Linked DNA regions of Mus musculus: region 2 is linked to region 1. Evidence: chromatin loops called from intact Hi-C (ENCODE). Cell type or tissue: left cerebral cortex. All regions are shown on one strand. Each heading gives the region's core, and the rest is flanking DNA. Links, peaks and the distances in the headings are about the cores only. Region 1 has its middle 22 kb from the start of Olfr220. Region 2 overlaps Olfr231 (olfactory receptor 231).

Region 1 (5,391 bases), core at 309-5,308:
TAACTCAGGTCCTTAGAAGTCTTGGGAGTCAGGAAGAGATAAGGAAGAGGAGACTATAATTCAAATTCTTAGGGTCTTAGGTGCCAGGAAGGGATAGGGAGGAGGAGGCTCCTAACACAAGGCCATTTGGCTTACTAGGGTGGGAAACTGCGAAAGGCTTACTTTCTCATGGTATGGTCTCCAACAAGGCCAGACAAGGAAGCCCAGCTATAAGAATATATCCCACATACAGACAACAGCTTTTGGGTTAGCCACCGCTCCAGTTGTTCAGTACTCACATAAAGACCAAACTGCACATCTGCTACCTATATACAGGGAGGCCTAGGTCCAGCCTCTGTATGTTCTTTGGTTGGTGGTATCTGGCTCTGGAGTCAGGTGCTGAGTGGAGCCTCTCAGAGGACAGCAACTGATCCTGGATCCCAGCATGGCCTTGGTGAGGACAAAGTGACATGGTTCCTGACCGTAGGACAGGGTCCTGGTGTGAGCCTCCATGAGTATCAATGGCTGCTGTGGGCATAAGGCTTGTTCATATAAAAATGTACATATTTCACAGTCCTCCGAAGAATGTCCTCCCTAATAATCTTAATGACTCCATGGTAATTAGAAACAGCAGGAGTCCAGGAGTTGAGGGTGTGGCTAAGTCTCAGCAAACACTGGGGCTATCAAGGCAGACCTTAAAGGGATGGGAAAGAGTTCTAATATGCATGTTAGAAAATATGTAATTTCTCAATTATGCAAAATATAGGGATATAATATGAATTATGGAACAGAGGTAGCTACACTATGAGCCAGCTTGTCAGAGAGATACAAAGACAGGCAGATAAAAAATGCAGGCAGGTTCCTGAGTTCAAGGACGCCCTGGGACACAGTGACTCCTGGTCCAGGTGTGGTGGAAATGGTAATTTTAGAGCCGGGTCCTACCCAATTAACTTAACAAAGGCAGATCTCTGAATTCTTTTGCAATGTTAAGAAAAAAAAATGTATGCTTGCAGTCTTCTAAGAATCAAAGCTGTAGGGTCCTAGGATGCTGATTCATAAGATAATCAAAAGGAAAACCTGAAGTACATGACTGGATTGATATGCAAAATTAAAGATTGGACCTGTGTCCCAGAGATGAGCTATCCAAATGTTTTTTAGGATAAAAAGAGAACTTCTTGGAGAACACACACACACACACACACACACACACACACACACACACACGACTAGACTCCTGTCTCCCAGCATAACGAATGTACCATTAATAGGATCAGGGGTTGGTGGTTGACCATGGGATGGGTCTCAAGTTGGACTGGTTATTGATTGGCCATTTCCTTAGTCTCTGTTCCATCCCCTATCCCTGCATTTCTTGTAGACAGGATAAATTTTGTGGTGAAAATTTTGTGCGTGGGTTGGCTTCCCTATTAATCCACTGGGCTTCCTGCCTGGCTACAGAAGGTGGCCTCTTCATGTTTGATATCCCCAATGTTGTGAGTCATAGCTAAGTTTACCCGAATTGATTCTTGGGTGCCTCCCTTATCCCAGGTCACTGTCTCATCCTGGAGAGGTCCTCCCCCCACTTTCCCACCCCATTAATTGCAGATTTCCATTCATTCTCATGGCCATCTGGCCACGTCTCTTGTCCCTTCCCACACCTGAAAAGCCTCATTCTCGTCCCCATCTCCTCTCACACTCAGTTCCCTCCCTTCATCTGCCCCTTATGACAATTTAAATACCCCTTCTAAGTGAGATTCAAGCATACTCACTTGTGCCTTTCTTCTTGTTTAGCTTCCTTGGGTCTGTGGAGTATATAGTATGGGTATTTTATATTTTATGGTTAATACCCACTTATAAGTGATTACATACCATACATGACTTTTTTGGGACTGGGTTACCTCACTCAGGAGGGTATTCTCAAGTTCCATCCATTTGCCTGCGACATTTATGATGTCTTTGATTTTAATAGCTGGTATGGAATTACTTATCTCCCGCATTTTCTTGAATGTAGTTGTCCTCATTTGGTTAGAGTTTTCCTTCTAGTATTTTCTGTAGGGCTACATTTGTGGATAGATACTGTCTGAATTTGAATTTGTCTTGAAATATATTGTTTTCTCCATCTTTGGTGATTGAGAATTTTTCTGGGTATAGTAGTCTAGGTTGGCCTTTGTGGATTTTTTTGAGGTTGCAAGATATCTGTCCAGGCCTTTGTAGGTTTTGGAGTCTCTGTTGAGAAGTCAGGTGTAATTCTGATAGGTCTGCCATTGTATATTACCTGTTCCCTTTCCCTTGTGGCTTTTAATATCCTTTCTTTGTTCTGTAGATTTTATGTTTTGGTTATTATGTAGTAGGAGAATTTTCTTTTCTGGTCCAGTCCAGTTGGTGTTCTATAAGCTTCTTGTATGATTATAGGCATCTCTTTCTCTAGGTTGGGAATTTTTTCTTCTATTATTTTCTTGAAAATATTTTCTGGGTTCTTCGAGCTGGAAATCTTCACCTTCTTCTATTCCTGTTATTCTTAGGTTAGATCTTTTCATCCCAGAGTTCCTGGATGTTTTGTGTCAAGAATTTTTTTTTTTTTTTAGCTCTGATGAAGGTGGGCAAAGAGGGGGCAGGAGAATGGAGGGCTGTCTGGGCTAGCACATTGCTCAGAGTAGCTTGAGGTGCCCCAGAGGATTCAGTGAGCAGGAAAGATGTGGGGAGTGGGGGTGGGGGTGGGAAGCCAACCTATGTGTTTCAGGATTCACAGGTCTGATGAAGGTGGACAGAGAGGTGCAGGGGACAGGATGGGGGGAGGAATTCGGGTCCTGAGGGGTTAACAGCCTTCTGAAGTCAGCTTCCTGTGCACCAGAGAATTCATTGAGGTCCTTCTGGATTTTTATTCAGTAACTCATGGTGTCTGGGAGGTTCTTTTTCCAGCCATTCAGGGTGATTTCTCCATTTAAATTCTTTAGTCGCTTCTTGAGCAATCCAGCTTTTTCACCAGTCAACTGGTCCATAGTAGTTGGTTTTTCTCTTCCTCCTCCTGCGCATGGATGTGCAGCTAATGTCCTCATTGCTGCCAATTTGGGGTTGGAGGTGGAGGAGGGGATGGGGCAGGAGACCCATATATAACATTGAGCTAGAAGACCCGTGGTGTTGGCTTCAACCATTTCTGACTTCCACTAAAATGCCTTTAAGAGACCTTTAAAAGTGTCCACTAAAAAGAATGAATGTACCTTTTACTGACAGCTGTAGGCTCTGCATATGTAATCTCCTTACAGTCTCATATGGAACAGGTGAATTTGCCTTCTCCCTCTTAATATAGAAAGTGGATCCTCAATGCTTCGTTTGCAAATAAGCATCACGTATTTAAACAGTGCCTAGAAAGTCAGACTATGTCACCAAAACATCAGTGACTGTAGCTGTTTTCCACCCTGTACTCTCTTCCACCTAGCCAGGCTTTGAGGGAATGCAGTGAGCACCCTCTAGTGGTACCATAGGGCAAATGTCCTGTATTTGCTAAAGGAACAGACATGCTTTGATTTCCAGGACTCAATGGGCACCCACGAGTACCAGGGACTCTGACACTTCTTGAATCATGTTATAACACACACACACACACACACACACACACACACACACACACACACACGTGCATGCACGCGCACCAAACATTCTGCATTTCATTGAGGTATCTATAAAGGCAGACTCATCAATACATCCTGTCAGTGCTCACAGACCAAGTCATTACTCATTGTTCTCAACTTGGCCAACTGGTTGCTCTTTCCTTTTTCTCCTTCTGCCACATAGAATGACATTTATTTATGTGGCTGAAACTACCTAATCCTATTTGATGCTCCTGCCTTGCTATCAGTTTACCAGGACACAAGATGGATAGTGTCCCTTTCAGCACCCCGTATTGATTTAAATACTGGGGGAGGCGTCATGACTCAAAAAGAGACTGGTTCTAGCCCAGCCTTTCGGGCATCAGTAACAAGGTTTGGAGACAGCTTACCATATTGCTTTAAATGTGTATTCCACTTTTGTGGCTTGATTTCGTGACACTCCGGAAAAAGTTTGGCCAAAAGCTTCTTACTATACCTTTTCATTGGATAAGCTGTTTTTATTGTTACTGAAATGAGATCAGTACTTTCTATGACTAGCAATTGCTATTCTTGTATTGTATATGGGACATGCATCCTAATCCATGTTCAGAATGAGAACCTTACGGGAGCTGTTGGCTCAGACACTTTCTGCCACAGCCTGTAGGGAGCAATCTCGGAGCTTTTAGTAACTCCCAGCACAGAGGAAACTGGAGTCCTAGAGCACACACCTGCAGGACCAGTCCTACTTAGTTGGCTCAAACATCTCAAGTTTTTTTTTCTCTTTCAATTCCAAATGTTCTCCCACCTTCAAAACCAAGTCATAGAAAGGACTGGCAACTTGTGCAAAGTGGAGTGAGTATAAAAACACTGCAGAAGTCTCCAAACACCTAGAGATCTTTGCATCCACAAGCAAAGGCTGCTGTGGATTCCCCACAATGGTAGACAATACCCATGAACGAACTAGAATCCCTGGGGAATAAACCAGGAATGGGTGGAGAGCAGTCTTCCTCTGAGATGGATGGTGGCATACATTGGGGTTTCAGTAACAAAGAAAGAAAACTTTAAAAGGCTGTAAAGGGTGAGACGGGCTACTGAAGAGTGTTCAATTCCTTGTAGGGTAGGTTCAGCAACTTTCAGCTGTGTGTGTGCAAATGCAGAGGGTAGTAACTAAGTCTAGAGACAGAGAAAACGTCAGGAAATAACAGTAATTGAAAGCTGAAGAGAATAGAGTGGGAGGAGAAGAGAAACACCACCAATCCTTGAGATGTAACCACATTACCAGCCTGTCATGCCACTGATGCTTTAGCACAGCCCATCCCTCTCCCCCCTTCCACCACAGTCTTCTTCTTTTGCTGCTGTTGTTGTTGTTTTGTTGAGTATGTATGGTGATAGCAGTTGCCTGTTAGTTAGAAATAGAACCCAGGCGCTTTATCTCTCTCTTTCTCCCCCTTTCTTTCCTTCCTCCTCCTCCATTCCCCCTTCTTTTGTTGTTCAAAGTCTGGCTTTGTAGACCTATCTGGCATCAATCTTTAGTTTCTTCTGGAACTGTAAGTGTCTACTACGATGGTGCTGCCCTTGTCTTTGGAGATAGTCTGAGATGTAATATATACCTCCAAGACACACGTTCAGGATGTAAGGTTGCATGAAAGAATGGGTCAGGCCATAGAACAGATAGTGTTAACTTTCACTCAGTAGAAGTGGAAAGCACAGGAGAAAGGTCCAGGGACAGCTGTGGAGGAAGAACTGGGTGTTAGTCTGTGCATTCATGGGTCATAAGGTCCTTTTGGATTCAAATGTCCTGGGGTAGACCAGATGTGATTAACTTGTG
Region 2 (5,391 bases), core at 188-5,187, 360 kb after region 1:
CTCCAACAAGATCCATCAGATCTTCTGTGATTTCACCCCTGTGCTCAGTTTGGCCTGTACGGATACATCGCTGGTGGTCATTGTGGATGCCATCCATGCAGTAGAGATCCTGGCCTCCTTCCTTGTAATTGCCCTGTCCTATATCCGAATCATCATGGTAATTTTGGGGATGCCCTCAGCAGAAGGGAGGCACAAGGCTTTCTCCACTTGTGCAGCCCACCTTGCTGTTTTCTTGCTGTTTTTTGGCAGTGTGGCTGTCATGTATTTGAGATTCTCAGCTACATATTCAGTCTTCTGGGACACAGTAATTGCTGTCACTTTTGTTATCCTTGCTCCATTTCTCAACCCCATTATTTATAGTCTAAGAAACAAGGAAATGAAAGACGCTATTGGGAGGCTTTTTCATCAGAAGAGAGATGTTCGGGCTCAGAAATAAATCTCAATTCCTGATATTAAAGCCCTTCTTGAAGTTTGGAATCTCACTGTTGTTTTTTGTGCTCCTGATGATACTCTTTCCATTGTCACAGATGCTTTTTCTTCTGCTGTTAAGAAGAACGATGAAATGTTCCTCTAGGTCACTGGTGGCCACTTGTTTACATAACAACTACCAGACTCTTGACAAGTGAAGCAGTAAGTGTGGATTCTCCAGTTTTAAGCACAAATTGACATTGCCACATACTATACTAGTATGGTTCTTTCCCTTCTCTTTTGTGAATGCATGTGTTGATGAGGCCAACAATTAGAGTAAAAGATGCACACCACATAAAATAGTTCTGAAAATTGTTAATGTTCACATCCTTCTTGCCTTTCTAGCTCTAGATTCCTGTCATGTATCATTGCTCAAGTACTGTTTCCTGACAGAAAAATCAACTTTTCTCTACTTCTGGCTTATTTAATTTAATTAACTACACACTCAGCTCAGGAAAAAAAAAGTACTGGCTACTGCACGACATGTCACAGAATTTCAGGCTCAAAGGGTTTCAGAGGAATAAGGTGGATAGTCCACTATATTTCATGTTACTATTTAAAACATCTTCTTATGTTCAAATTGCCTTGTAATTTAAGCACTCTTAAGTAAACTTGTCAGAATCACTACTATTTAAATATGAATAAATAAAATTTGGCAGTAGAGGTCAAACATGTTTCTTGACTTTCTGAATGTTATCTAAGCTGTTATCGAACAGCTGTTTTATTTATTTTTATACATCTCTCATGTATGTGTGCCTATGTGCATGTGCATCCATTTGCACACACTCATGCAGATATGAGCATAACATGTGTGGAGTTCAGAAGATAACTCTAGGAACTCGGTTCTCTTCTGCCACCTTATGAGACCTAGTAATCAGGCTTATGTATATGAAGCCTCTTCATAAGAGATTCTATCTGCTGACTAACTTCACTGAACCCCAGATGACGTTGTGCATGTATTCATCAAAGTTTACCTCATCATAAGCTGGAATTATTATTCTTGATAAGTAAGTCCAGTTAGTGCTAGGTATATGTTGCTGGGTGTGGAGTCATCCTCTGGAGTATGGAAAGCCACAGTCTCAAAATGAAAAACTATCCTTTATCAGCAGGTGACAACTGCCTATATCTCCTTTGTACGTGTGTTCAGAAAGCATCTCTCCATCTATGCTTGCACTTTGGCTGCCTTGCTTTCCATTGCGTCTTCTGCACGTAAACATACTTACTATGAGTTCATGGGTTCAAAAGCAGGACATGTTCAGAAGATCAGTATTTCACAGATCATATTTCAGTCCTCCTCACTCTCTGTCTCTTGCATTTTTCTACATTCTGTTCTGCAACGTCAAGAGCAATATTCTGAGAATTTAATTCCATGCTTCAATCTATTCAATGCTTTCATGTGCATATTGGGTTGAGTTCAGGAGTTTATTGCCTAACATAGGAAGCTCCATGGTTTCTACCTGCCTTTTACCCTATGACACTTCCTTTGTCCTTTCTGGACTTGTCTGCACCTGGTTCATGTGGCTCCTTAAGCTGTTTTCCAACTAAGGGACAAATGAGGAACGATTCTTCTTAGCACGCTTTCCTGGCTGATTCTTTCTAAGTCTTCAGTTTTCAATCCACTTCATCAGACACTCTTCATTTGCCCCTACCTCTGTTAGTCGTTTTGAATCTTATTATGAAAATGTTCCAGAAATGAGTGTACCTTGTGAGCATCATAGTTAAGCTGTGTGTATCACCCTCATTGCATTTAAATTATTCCATAGAATACAATGGAAATACTTTAAGATAAATGGCTAGAAACCATAGATTTTTCAAAAGTTAAAAGTCGAAACACATGGGCTGGAGGAAGGCTCAGCTGTTATGAGCACTGATTGCCCTCCCAGAGGTCCTGAGTTCAATTGCCAGCAAGCATATGATGGCTCACAACCAGCTGATACTCTCTTAAGGTGTGTCTGAAGACAGTGACAGTGTACTCAAAAACATAAAATGAATAAATAAGTAAATCTAAAAAAAAATAGGGACACATTTTAGGAGAAAGATAATCAGAGTTAGAGATCAAATTTAATTTTGTTTACAAATTCAGGTAAAGATCAATTATATAATGGTAAAATCAATTTTAAGATGGATTTTGAGATTTGGAACGTTGCTTGATTACAGAGCATTTTCTTATACATTTAAGGGTCCAGATTTGATATTCAGTATTCAAAAAAATTAAAAATGCCCCCTAGTTAAATAGAGTTAGGAGAAAGATGAAAATTATTATATAAAACAAGCAAATAACTTTTATAAAATGCTTTTTATCACTCAACACTGAATGCACAATGTTTTTAAATTATGATTGAAATTTATCTTTATTGAAATCATAATTAATAGAGTTCCATTCAGTTCTTAAACCTCTTTTCTTTATCCTGAGAATTGATGTATACCGTGTAATGTGATCATATCCATTCCTCGTGTTCTCCCTCCAGCTTTCTCTATATTCCCATTTTTTAAAAATGTTACCTTGATTTTCTGCTTGATTGGCAGTAAAACTTCACAAAAGAGTTGTTTATGTTTGAAATTACTACACCACAAAACTTACCTTCATACACTTAACAACATCATGTCTCACCACAATTACTAGAAGATCTCTGTATCAATTAGAGGTTTCAGCTGTGCCACCCTGGACTGTTGGCTCTATAGAGGGAAGGATGATTCAGGCCAGACAGCACTCCACATCTGCTCCAAACTCCGCCCTAGCTCCTCCATACTCCACTTACAATGTCTAACTCTCACAACGTAAATTACAAATGTCTAACTCTCACAAAGACCCTCACAGCCCTGTGATATACCCCCCTCGCCCCTGTTCACTTCCCAACTCTAATTTTCCTTAGAGCCATCCATCTCACACTCTCCATTTCAGACACAGGAGAATCTGATTCTGGCTTTCTGCTGGCTTTCATGATGCCCGAGTGTTTTCTCTTTAAATCTATGGAGCCATCCGCTGTCCATCAAAACTTTGCTCATCCTTAGCATTTTCCATGAGTTTTAACTTGACCAATCTTAAACTAAGGAATCCCCTACTCACTCGAGATAGATTTGGACATTTCCTTTTCTGTTTCCCACAGAACACATAGTCATATACGGCATAATGTTCTAAATTTTGCTTAGTTTTATACTTTTAAAAAAATCTCCTCTTTCTCAACTGGCAGGTTTTAAGGACAAAATATTTTTGTCAGGTGAATCCTTATTTTCTTACATATTATAGCAGTATATTGTTCCAGTAAATATTTGTTTTATTAGTATAAGATTACTCACATGACAATTATGTGGTGTGTTGTCATATTTTAATTGCCATAGAGCCTTAGAACTAAGTACTAAAGTGTTAGTTGAAATCAAAACCTGTGATTTATGTTTTATAATAAAAGCTTAAGTATATTTAGAATTTTATTTTATTATTTAACATACTTTGATTTATTAAAATATCAAATCTTCCATGTAATTCTAATTGTTTATCTGTAGTTGACGAACTTATTTAGACATGTTATTGAGTAAAGCTGACATGAATTTTATAGTCAGAAATTCTATACTATTTATTAGATTGATCATATTAAGATGTATTTTACCTCATGAATCACATTAAATATAGGAAAAGATTTGGGATTGACCATATTTATAAATTTTTTATACTATGATGGTTATTTGTGAACTTTAATGGTTTTATTGAATCATGAAGTTGAGGCTCTTAAAATCAAAATAATTCAAGTCCCATTTAAATACATTTTAAAGGGAGATTTAAATGTTAAGATTAAAAAATCACCTTTTAAATACAATTATTAAAATTGATAAATTTATAAATAGGATACTAAGATTTTTAGATTTATGTTATATGATTTTTGGATAATGAATAAATTCAAAGATTCAATAAAAACTAATATCCTGTATGTAGCAATGTTTCTTTAAAATTAATTTAAATGTATTATCAAAGACATTTATCTACAGTTTACTCCATTCAAAGATTTTCCCTAGAGGTGTCAAAGAGTTCATCTGAATGTAGAAAAAAACCTAAGTTTTTCAAGCATGAGGTGGTATGAAGGGAGCTGAGTTGCATGGAATTGGGTCGGATCACTTTCTGGGGCTCACTTTAAAATGAGAGTTAGTCTTACTTCTGCTTCTGTGTTCCACAGTATGTGCAGCAATTAATCTACTTGACAACCTGCAGCTAATGATTGTTTATTTGTAATACTACTCACATTTCCCTTTGTCGGCTTTATTTAATTAGTTTTTCACACCCTAATCGCTGCCACCTCCTGTTCCCTACCTCATGGTCCGTCCCCACATCCCTTTCCTTTCTCCTCTGAAATAGTGCCCCCCCACCCTCATATATCTCCACCATGATACATCAAGTATCTGCAGGGATTGGTGCATCATCTCCCACTGAAGCCAGACAAGGGCAGCCCTGTTGGGGAAGAGATTTCACAGTCAGGCATCAGCTTTGGAGACAGTCCCCGAATCAGTTGTTAGGGCATTCAAATGGAGACAGAGCTGTATATCTGCTACATTGTCCTGGCAGCCTTGGTCCAGCCCATGTATGCTCTTCTGGAGAAATCACCATCGTGACCTCAAGCTGAACTACAAAACAATAGTGATAAAAACTTTTATGGTATTGGTACAGAAACAGACAGGTTGATTAATGGAGTCTGATCTAAGACCCAAAAATGAACCCACATAACTATGGACACTTGATTTTTAACAGAGATGGCAAAACTACACAATGAAAAAAAGAAACCATCCTCAACAAATGATGCTGGTCTAACTATGTCTCTGTGTAGAAGAATGTAAATAGATCCATGTTTATAACCCTGCACAAAACTCATGTGCAAGTAGATGAAGGACCTCAACATAAAACTGGACACATTTAATCTAACAGAAAAGGAAGTGGGA

Evidence for each region. A loop is a pair of places that touch in the nucleus more often than their neighbours do. Peaks named below come from ENCODE experiments on the same cell type or tissue, not always from the same donor. Only the 100,000 strongest peaks of a DNase experiment are listed, where the experiment ranks them.
Region 2: it touches region 1 in a loop (2.8-fold over the local background); 2 of 42 quality-filtered maps call a loop at or near these places.

What each region holds. Positions count from the first base shown.
Region 1 is chr1:174,467,979-174,473,369 of GRCm38, reverse strand. No RefSeq gene overlaps it. Among named protein-coding and RNA genes, the nearest start is that of Olfr220, 22 kb to the right of the region's middle. In left cerebral cortex, for the core only: a CTCF peak has its summit at 3,424 (motif pointing left); a DNase peak (open chromatin) is centred at 3,439.
Region 2 is chr1:174,112,136-174,117,526 of GRCm38, reverse strand. It overlaps Olfr231 (olfactory receptor 231), which reads left to right. Exons shown (of 1, transcript NM_001005520.2): 1 at 1-436. The coding sequence ends at 436. Among named protein-coding and RNA genes, the nearest start is that of Olfr231, 3.2 kb to the left of the region's middle. In left cerebral cortex, for the core only: no CTCF peak of the experiment used is centred there; no DNase peak of the experiment used is centred there.